Regions from separate parts of the Homo sapiens genome. Here region 1 is linked to region 2. Evidence: read pairs that join two places in POLR2A ChIA-PET (ENCODE). Cell type or tissue: GM12878. All regions are shown on one strand. Links, peaks and the distances in the headings refer to the core of each region. The heading gives the core; the rest is flanking DNA.

The links. Peaks named below come from ENCODE experiments on the same cell type or tissue, not always from the same donor. Only the 100,000 strongest peaks of a DNase experiment are listed, where the experiment ranks them.
Region 1: POLR2A ChIA-PET joins it to region 2 with 5 read pairs; 2 of 35 experiments call an interaction of 5 or more read pairs at or near these places.

Annotation. Positions count from the first base shown.
Region 1 is chr12:66,627,065-66,631,464 of GRCh38, reverse strand. All of the region lies in intron 1 of GRIP1 (glutamate receptor interacting protein 1), which reads left to right. Among named protein-coding and RNA genes, the nearest start is that of GRIP1, 50 kb to the left of the region's middle. RefSeq lists an enhancer at 3,151-3,290. In GM12878, for the core only: no CTCF peak of the experiment used is centred there; no DNase peak of the experiment used is centred there; H3K27ac peaks cover 1,569 bases.
Region 2 is chr12:66,119,168-66,123,567 of GRCh38, reverse strand. It overlaps LLPH (LLP homolog, long-term synaptic facilitation factor), which reads left to right. Exons shown (of 3, transcript NM_032338.4): 3 at 1-4,400. Among named protein-coding and RNA genes, the nearest start is that of LLPH, 9.4 kb to the left of the region's middle. In GM12878, for the core only: no CTCF peak of the experiment used is centred there; no DNase peak of the experiment used is centred there.

The DNA.
Region 1 (4,400 bases), core at 126-4,125, 510 kb before region 2:
TCATGTTCTATTTGAATATCACCTTTAAGATCTCTTTTATCAGAGCAGTAAGCAGAGCCAATGAACAAATATTTATCAAGTGCCTATAATGTACAAGATGCTCTGTGGGAAACAAAAATCAATAAGAAATAACGCCAGCTTCAGCGGTTTTTTTCAATCAAGCCCATGCCCAAGAAAATATTAGCTTTCCTGATTTGCTTACTGTCATTGGAGTAATAGAAAGTTTTAGCCAGGCGCGATGGCTCATGCCTGTAATCCTAGCACTTTGGGAGGCCAAGACAGGCAGATCACTTGAGGTCAGGAGTTCAAGACCAGCCTGGCCAACATGGTGAAACCCCTTCTCTACTATAAATACAAAAATTAGCCGGGCATGGTGGCAGGCACCTGTAATCCCAGCTACTCTTGGTTGGCTGAGGCAGGAGAATCGTTTGAACCTGGGAGGCGGAGGTTGCAGTGAGTGGAGATCATGCCACTGCACTCCAGCCTGGGGGATAAGAGTGAAATTCTGTCTCCAAAAAAAAAAAGTTTTATTTTTCTCATCTATTATTACTAAAATTATCCCAATAAATATAGCCAACAAACGTGGAGATTTAGTTTTGCAGAAATGCTTTCTGGCTATTTCTTCTCTACAATGTAATCTCAGTAAAATCCTAAGAATAGACAGTTCTTCAATAGAGGCTTTCACCTATTTGAAAACATCTTTTATTGCACTGAAAATGTGATAAGATGCAGAAGCAGACTATTGCTTTGATTCATAAGAGAGTAACTGAACCACTCTGAGTCTCTGCTCACTGCCCTCATGTCCATGCCCTCATAGACAGTCTCATAATGATAGCACAGCTAACTTTTGAATGTATGGCCTTTAAGACACCCAGGAAGATAGACTCCATTTTAAACTGTTTTCAACTAACTTCTCCAAGACTTACTTTTCTCACCTGGCAAATGCGATTCATTCTTTCACTCAAAAAAATTTTTATACAAATCAAGCTCTAAAGTCCATGTTTTTTGCCCCATAAGAACTTAAGCCCCTTGAGGGAAGAGACCAGAGGAAAAAGTCCACATCCAGAGAGACTGAGAGTTGGGATTTGAGGACAGGGATTCTGATTTTTTTTTTTTTCCTTGACACAGAGTCTCGCTCTGTTGCCCGGGCTGGAGTGTGGTGGCTTGATCCTGGTTCAACCTCTGCCTCCCAGGTTCAAGGAGTCTCGTGCCTCAGCCTCCTAAGTACCTGGGATTACAGGTATGCACCACCATGCCCAGATAATTTTGTATTTTTAGTAGAGACAGGGTTTCACCATGTTGCCCAGGCTGGCCTCAAACTCCTGGCCTCCAGTGATCTGCCTGTCTCAGCCTCCCAAAGTGCTGGGATTACAGGTGTGAGCCACCACACCCAGCTCTGAATTTTTTTATATTCTCTTCAATACCTAGTAGAAAGAGCCTTGGATATTGTAGCTGCAAAATTTATTATTTAAAAAAAAAGTGTGTAAAGGCCCCCAAGCCCTGGCCTATACTTAATAGAGTAAAAACCCGAGATTCAAAGACTTTCAGGAAAAACAACAAGAACCAAAACTGGCTTGTGGGTCTTTTTAAGGTAAAATTAAGCTATATGAAACTAGAATCTTGACATATTTTCTCACACAAAATTTCAACATGGGAATGTAATAGATGAATGGGTTAGTATTCTTTCAAATGAAGGCTCTATGTATATTTAAAGAATTCACTCCCTCATGGAGAAAGCAAACATTTCTGGATGAAAGTAGGTCCAGTGTGGTTTGTAACATGCTTTTAAGTGTTATTTTAGTACATTGTTTCAGATTTGGTTTAATAATTAACCACGTTCTTTTCCCTGTGTTTTTACATTGTGTCCCTTCCAGAAATTGACTTCTGTGGAAAAATTACATTTGAATGTTCACTTGAGTTAAAGCTTTAAAGCAAATATTACGACTCAAGATTATAATTAGAGGCTTTAGAACTACCAGTCATCGAAGACATGGCTCAGTGGAATCCAAGCTTATTGTTATTAGGGAGCGGAGATGAAGTATAGGAGCTTGTATCACCTTTTGCTTCAGGAACATGACAGTGCCACTCTGATAACTCTGTGAAATGCTGGTCATCACATGTGTTAGGCTTCATGCCATTTGTGTCGTTAAGGCTTGTCAGCACTATGTGCTGCAAAGTGTGAGGGACTGCTCCAGCCAGGCTCATTCATTTTAATATGTCTTGTCAACTTCCCAAGAATATCCTAATGTACTAAAACAAATATTTTCTTGTGGAATAGAGCCTCCTCAATTACACCAAAATCCAGCCATACAATTCAGAACTTTTGTTTCTAGAATATGATAAATGAAAACAGAGAATTAAATTTTGCATGCTAATATGCATACTTGCAATAAAGAAGGAAAAATTACCTGAATGGTGTATTGTGTTTCAGAGAATAGATTTAACATTCCTTTAATGATAGCATTTAAAAATGATTGTTGAGTAGCTACTACTTGTGAGTGTGTGGAAGTACAATGGTGCAAAACAGACTTAGTCCCTGCCCTTTTGGAATTCATAGTTTGGTGGGGTAAAAAATAGATGCCTAACTCTAAACTGTGATTATTTATATAAGGGGTGCTTAACTTCAGCCCTATTGACATTTTGGGCCGGATCATTCTTTGCTGTGGGAGCTGTTCTGGGCATTGCTGGGTGTTTAGCAGCGTCCCCGGCCTCTAACCACTAGGTGCCAACAGCAACCTCTTCCCCAGTTGTGACAATCAAAAATATCTCCAGATGTTGTCACATAATCTCAGGAAAGGAGCAAATTCACCCCTGGTGGAGAGGTGCCCTGATTTATATGAAGGAAAATTACAAGAAATTTTGCGAATACACAACAAGGAAAACTAGGCCTAAATTGGCAAAGCTTTCAGAGAAGTGGCATGGTGATGTTTGTATTAAACTCTGATGAGGGGTTAACAGGACTAAAAGGGCTGGAGGAAGCAGGAGAGGAGGAGGGAAAATGAGAAAAGGAACAAGCTAGTTTAGATTTCCTGCTGAAGGCTGGTTCCTTGTACATGTTAGTACGGGAAATCCCTTGAAAGCAGGGCAGTGTTAGGGTCCTGTTCAGACCCCTGCTTTCACTGGAGGCCTAGGTACACAGGGGAACTCAAGGAATTTTTATTGAAGGCATAATGTATATTCCCTCTAACAGGCACAGTGATGAGCTCTAGAGATATAAAATTACCAAGCCATGTTCTCTGGTATCTGTGAGCTCACAATCTATTTAGAACAAATAAGGGATCTAGAGAAAGCCTGCTCTGAAGAGATGACATTTGAAGAATAGTGAAGGATGGGCAGGTGCCAGGTGGCTATGGCTTTCCCCAGCTGCTCCAAGCAGAGTTGGGGGATTTCTCCTCGATGCTTATTTTGTGGTTTGTTAGTGCTTCTGTCATCGTCCTTACAGCTCTGGGCACAACTAGATCTAAATGATCAAGTATTGGAATTCACAAACAAATCTCTTTCCTTTCTCCCTTTCTCCCCTAGCCTCCTCCTCACACTCCTGCTCTCCAGCCCTCTCAGGCTCTCCCTCCCTCTCACCCTCATTCCCAGGCAGGCAGGCTTCTCCCCAGGGAGCCCTTACACAATCCCAGCTCCAAGACTAGCAGAAGGAGATTTTCTTCCTTTGTAAAATTTCCAACAAAGGGCCTCAAGTCGAGTCCTGCTATGTCTGAGGGAATGACTCCCCGACTCTGAACCAGTCACTACACCCAGGGGATCCAGTGTTCTGATTGACTAGAACTAGGTCTCTGCAACCCCTTCTTCAAATCTGCAGGGAAAATCAGCTCCACTCAAATGGCATGGGGCTGACTTGGGGAAAGACGTATCCTCAGATAAATCCAGATACTATTAGAAGAAAAGGGAGAAATGGATGCTAATTAGACAAGAATATTACTCGTCCACTACAGTAACTTACTCACCCTCCCCAACTACACTGTGAGAACTGCTACAGTCAGCTTTGACACTTGTCAGACATATACTTGACACATGGAAAATATTCAATACATACTGTGGATATTTGCTGAATTAATGAGTGAATGAGAAAGTGAACTGATATTTTCACTTTGTTTTGTGTACTGAGCTCTGATGAAATGAAGAAGAATCAGGGAAATCAATTAGGAGTCTGTTTGGTAGTCCTGCCAGAGATTTGGTAGACTTGGTTGTTGTGTTGAATTTCAGGATTGCAGTCTCCTTAGCAGTACAGAAACATCTTAAGGATAGGCACCGGAATCTACCACAAAGAAATCATCTGATGAAGAGCCAATAGTAATATAGTATTTGTAAAGTGAGTGTGAGCTACCTTGACTGATGAGAAAGAACATCTAAGTATTCTTCATCAAAGGAATGAGTACAGCTGTCATAAT
Region 2 (4,400 bases), core at 296-4,295:
GTATTAATATGGTTAGAATTGTTCTTACAACTGGTAATTATAGTCAATAGAGATAAAACAGATGATGTACTGACAAATTTTTGTGAACTTAGATTTTAAAGAAAGTTGTTGTATAATCATATCATTTAAAAATACTACATTAGGGCTGGGCATGGTGGCTCACACCTGTAATCCCAGCACTTTGGGAGGCCGAGGCAGGTGGATCACGAGGTCAGTTCGAGACTAGCCTGGCTAATACAGTGAAACCCCATCTCTACTAAAAATACAAAATTAGCCGGGCATGGGGGCGCGCACCTGTAGTTCCAGCTACTCGGGAGGCTGAGGCAGGATAATTGCTTGAACCCAGGAGATGGAGGTTGCAGTGAGCCAAGATTGCCCCACTGCACTCCACCCTGGGCAATGGAGTAGGACTCTGTCTCAAAAAAAAAAAAAATAATGGATCTTATAAAGTACTTGTGTGGAGCTTTGATTCCACAGAATAAAAGATATTTTGTGTGTAGATCTTCAAGTCTGATTTTTTTTTCTTTCATGTATGCTTAAGGTTTTTTAGTCCTAGAGAAGACCAGATTTCAATTAAATGTTTTCTTATCTTAATTTTAGGTAGAATATTAACATATACAAATCAGTATGCTTTTTAGGAAATTAGAACATTTCAGGTTTTTCATGGAAACTGATTTAATGTTCTTTAGTGTTAATATTGTGTGGCCTAATATAGTATCATGCAGCATTCCCCGGAGTGTGTTCTTCAGTATCAGTTTCCTCTGGATGCTTGGTTAAAAAAAATAAATTGTGTTCACATCGATTTGGGAAATGCTACATACTTGAAGATTTACAAAAGATTTTAGTTTAGGATTAGAATAGTCCTACAGGGTTCCAGCAGCAAAGAAACCTGTTTAGCGTCTACTCTTTGAAACTAGTTTTCTGAGAAATGATTTTTAGTTAAATCTGTCTTACTACAGTTTGCTAAATTCATTTTTATTTTACTTTTAGTTAAGCAATCTAAACTTAGCATTCCCTCTGAATTTCACTATAATCAGATTAACCATCTCATATGTTAACTGGAACAACCAAATACTTACTGAGTGCCTAGTATGTGGGCCAGGGACTTTCCAGATGCTTGGGACAGATTGAATAAGATAAGATTTCTGCTCTCATAGGGCTGAGAGCTGTGTATCTGTTTAGAAGAAGATGTTAACTTCCCAGGAGAACTCAAGTAAAATGTGAAATAGAATAAGGCCACTTGGTCATGAGGTCACAAACTTTGTGCCAGGCACACTGCTAAATTGGGGCACAATACATGGACATGTATTGTAATAAAGAGGACATGACCCAAATGTTTCAGAAAATTTAAGCTTATAAAATTTGATGCCAGTAAACTCTTGGAATTGTTTAAATATAGTAGACTTTTCTTATTTTTCTCAATAGTTTATTGAAAAGTTGGTAGATAACTTTAAATGCTTAAAATTTCTTAACAGCTAAGAAAGATATGAATTGAAAGATGTCATTCATGATCTTTGTTGCCTTTGGTGTAGGTATGAATAACACTAGCATTTGTGAGGGAAAAGTGAATATGTACATTTTTATTCATAAAATAAAAAAAATTGCAAACAACCAGTTAAGCCACTGACAATATCAGCCTAAATACAGTAGCTGAATTATTTATGTTTTTTTTTTTTTTTTTTTTGAGATGGGGTCTCACTCTGTCACCCAGGCTGGAGTGATTGGCACAAGTGTGGCTCCGCTGCAACCTCCACCTCCCAGGCTGAAGCGATTCTCCCACCTCAGCCTCCCCAGTAGCTGGGACTACAGGTGGGTGCCACCACGCCCAGCTAATTTTTGTATTTTTGTAGAGACAGGGTTTCGCCATGTTGCCCAGGCTGGTCTCAAACTCCTGGACTCAAGTAATCCACCTGCCCCAGCCTCCCAAAGTGGTGGGATTACATGCGTGAGCCACCACACCCGGCCTAATGTAGACATTTTTTATGATTTTTGGAAAAGGGGGCCAGGCACCAAATTCTAACAATTTGGGAGGCTGAGGCAGATGGATCACCTGAGGTCAGGAGTTTGAGACCAGCCTGACCAACATGGTGAAACCCTGTCTCTACTAAAAATACAAAGTTAGCTGGGCATGGTGGCAGGTGCCTGTAATCCCAGCTACTTGGGAGGCTGAGGAAGGAGAATCGCTTGAACCTGGGAGGCAGAGGTTGCAGTGAGTCAAGACCACACCATTGCACTCCAGCCTGAGCAAGAAGAGCGAAACTCCATCTCAAAAAAAAAAAAAAAAAAAGTCTACATTCGTGATATTACACAGTTGGCACTTATTTACATTTTGGCAGCATTGTCAGGTAGAGACCAATGCCAGGGTTATGTTCATGTTTTCTGTGGCTGATAACCTCTAATTTGATTCTGTTGATAGTAGCTTTGAGCTTTCATCCAGAGCCTCTCTGATGTTAGGATTTTCACTTCATTGTGTCCAGTCATGAAGTTTGTCCATTCAGGATTTAACTTGAAAGTTAACAAAATCAAAAATCAAAGCACCATTACCAGAAAACATATTTGGGAATCATGTTCTCAAGTGTCACATGGCCTCTGGAAAGGCGACTGCTGAAGAGAAGTTTACTGACACAGTGTTGTCAGTACCCTCTAAGGCACTGAGTTCCTGAACACTACCAGCAAGATTCTCCCCACCTCCAAATATTGGCAGGAAATTTAGACTAGCATTTCAAAATTAGTGCAGGGGTATGGTCACATCTTTGGCACTTTATTTTTAAAGATTACAAATCGAGAAGTATAGCATAGTCCTTTTATCTTTTAAATAATTAGCTTATTTTTTTGAAATTTGTCATCTTTTTGACTGACATTTTCCAGAGAATTGCTGTAAAGCCACAAGATGGAGCTCAAGCTAAGCACCAAATCATTTTGGAATTAGATTGAGTGAGCTAAATCACATTAGGAATTGAATGTAACACTTTTTGTGTTTTAAGAAATTAAGTCTGAAATCAAAATATAATTTAAAGATGATCAAAACTGCTTCAAGTATTAACTCATTTAATCTGCCCAGCAATCTCATGAGTTTGGTACTAATGTTATCTGAGTTTGGTACTAATGTAATCTCTGTTTACACATGGGGAAACTGAGGCACACAGGCCATACAACTAAAACTGAAATCTGGGATTCAAATTTAGGCAGTGTGGCTCTAGAGCCTATACTCTTACAATGCCATTCTGCCTCTCAAGGATGTGCAAACTCTTGCTAAGAGAGAAAGGTGATTTTAGGATAGAATACCTATTTTTGGGTCAACCTGTGATAGATTGGGTTCATGTGGGCTCAGGATCAGATAAAGAGCAGGTTTAAGTAGAATAATGATGTACAGAACCCTCCTCAAATCTCTAGGCCTAAGGCAGACTGGATTTCCTCAGGTGACACTTCATTAGGAATGGGCTGACCAATCCAAAAGGGGAAGGTGTAGGCCATGATCAGTAGTTGCCCAAGGTACTAATCAGAGAAGAAATGCAAACTGCAGTTGAAGCTCTAAGGTAGAATCAAGTAGTGGTTTTGACCACATCCTATTTTCTACTGTCACATTAGTGTAGATATCTCTTCCCACTATGTAATTCACATGCTACATCAAATAAGGATGCAGCAGTATATATTTGCTTATTAGGAAATTCAGATATTTTCAAAATTTGGATCCGTGTTTCTGGAATATGGCTTAAGAGTTGGAGAAGAAAAATAGCTATAAATGACTTGAATCAAATATCTGAAATGGACTGGTGGTGATGGTGAGGGGCAGCAATGTGTAATTTAGGGAAGTGCTGACCACAACATAAAATTGGGAGGAATCTAAGGCATTGCCAAATTTATAAATACTACAATAGAAATGCAGATGCTAAGCTGTTGGCTAATCTTACTAGTTAAGTGACTAACTTCTGATGCCATCTGGCAGAGTGATTCAAATTTGTGCTAAACACAAAATATATGTCTTTTTCCCTCTATTTGCCTGCATGTATTAATAAAAACACTGTTGCAGTAGACACATACCAATTTTACAAGGAAATGTTTAGGGGTGAGGTGGGACTGTTAAATACTTACATCAGGTCAAAGGTCACTCTGCTGTTTCCAGAGGACTGTCAGGTAGCCAGGAGGCCCAGGGCCACTTTTGGGCCTGCTTACAAAACCCTAAATTTTCCGCAGTTGAATGCCAAGAGTCTTTTGCAGTTATTTTAGAGCAGGGGAGAAAATACAATGTGTTGCCAAATAAGCTTAATTTGGTAGGCAAGCAGTAAAAATAACCCAACAGCCAACATTTAGAGAATGCGTACTCTCTTAAATGCTTTATGTATATTATTTAATCTTTAAAACACTGTGGGATCAATACTTTAATTATCCCTATTTTCAGA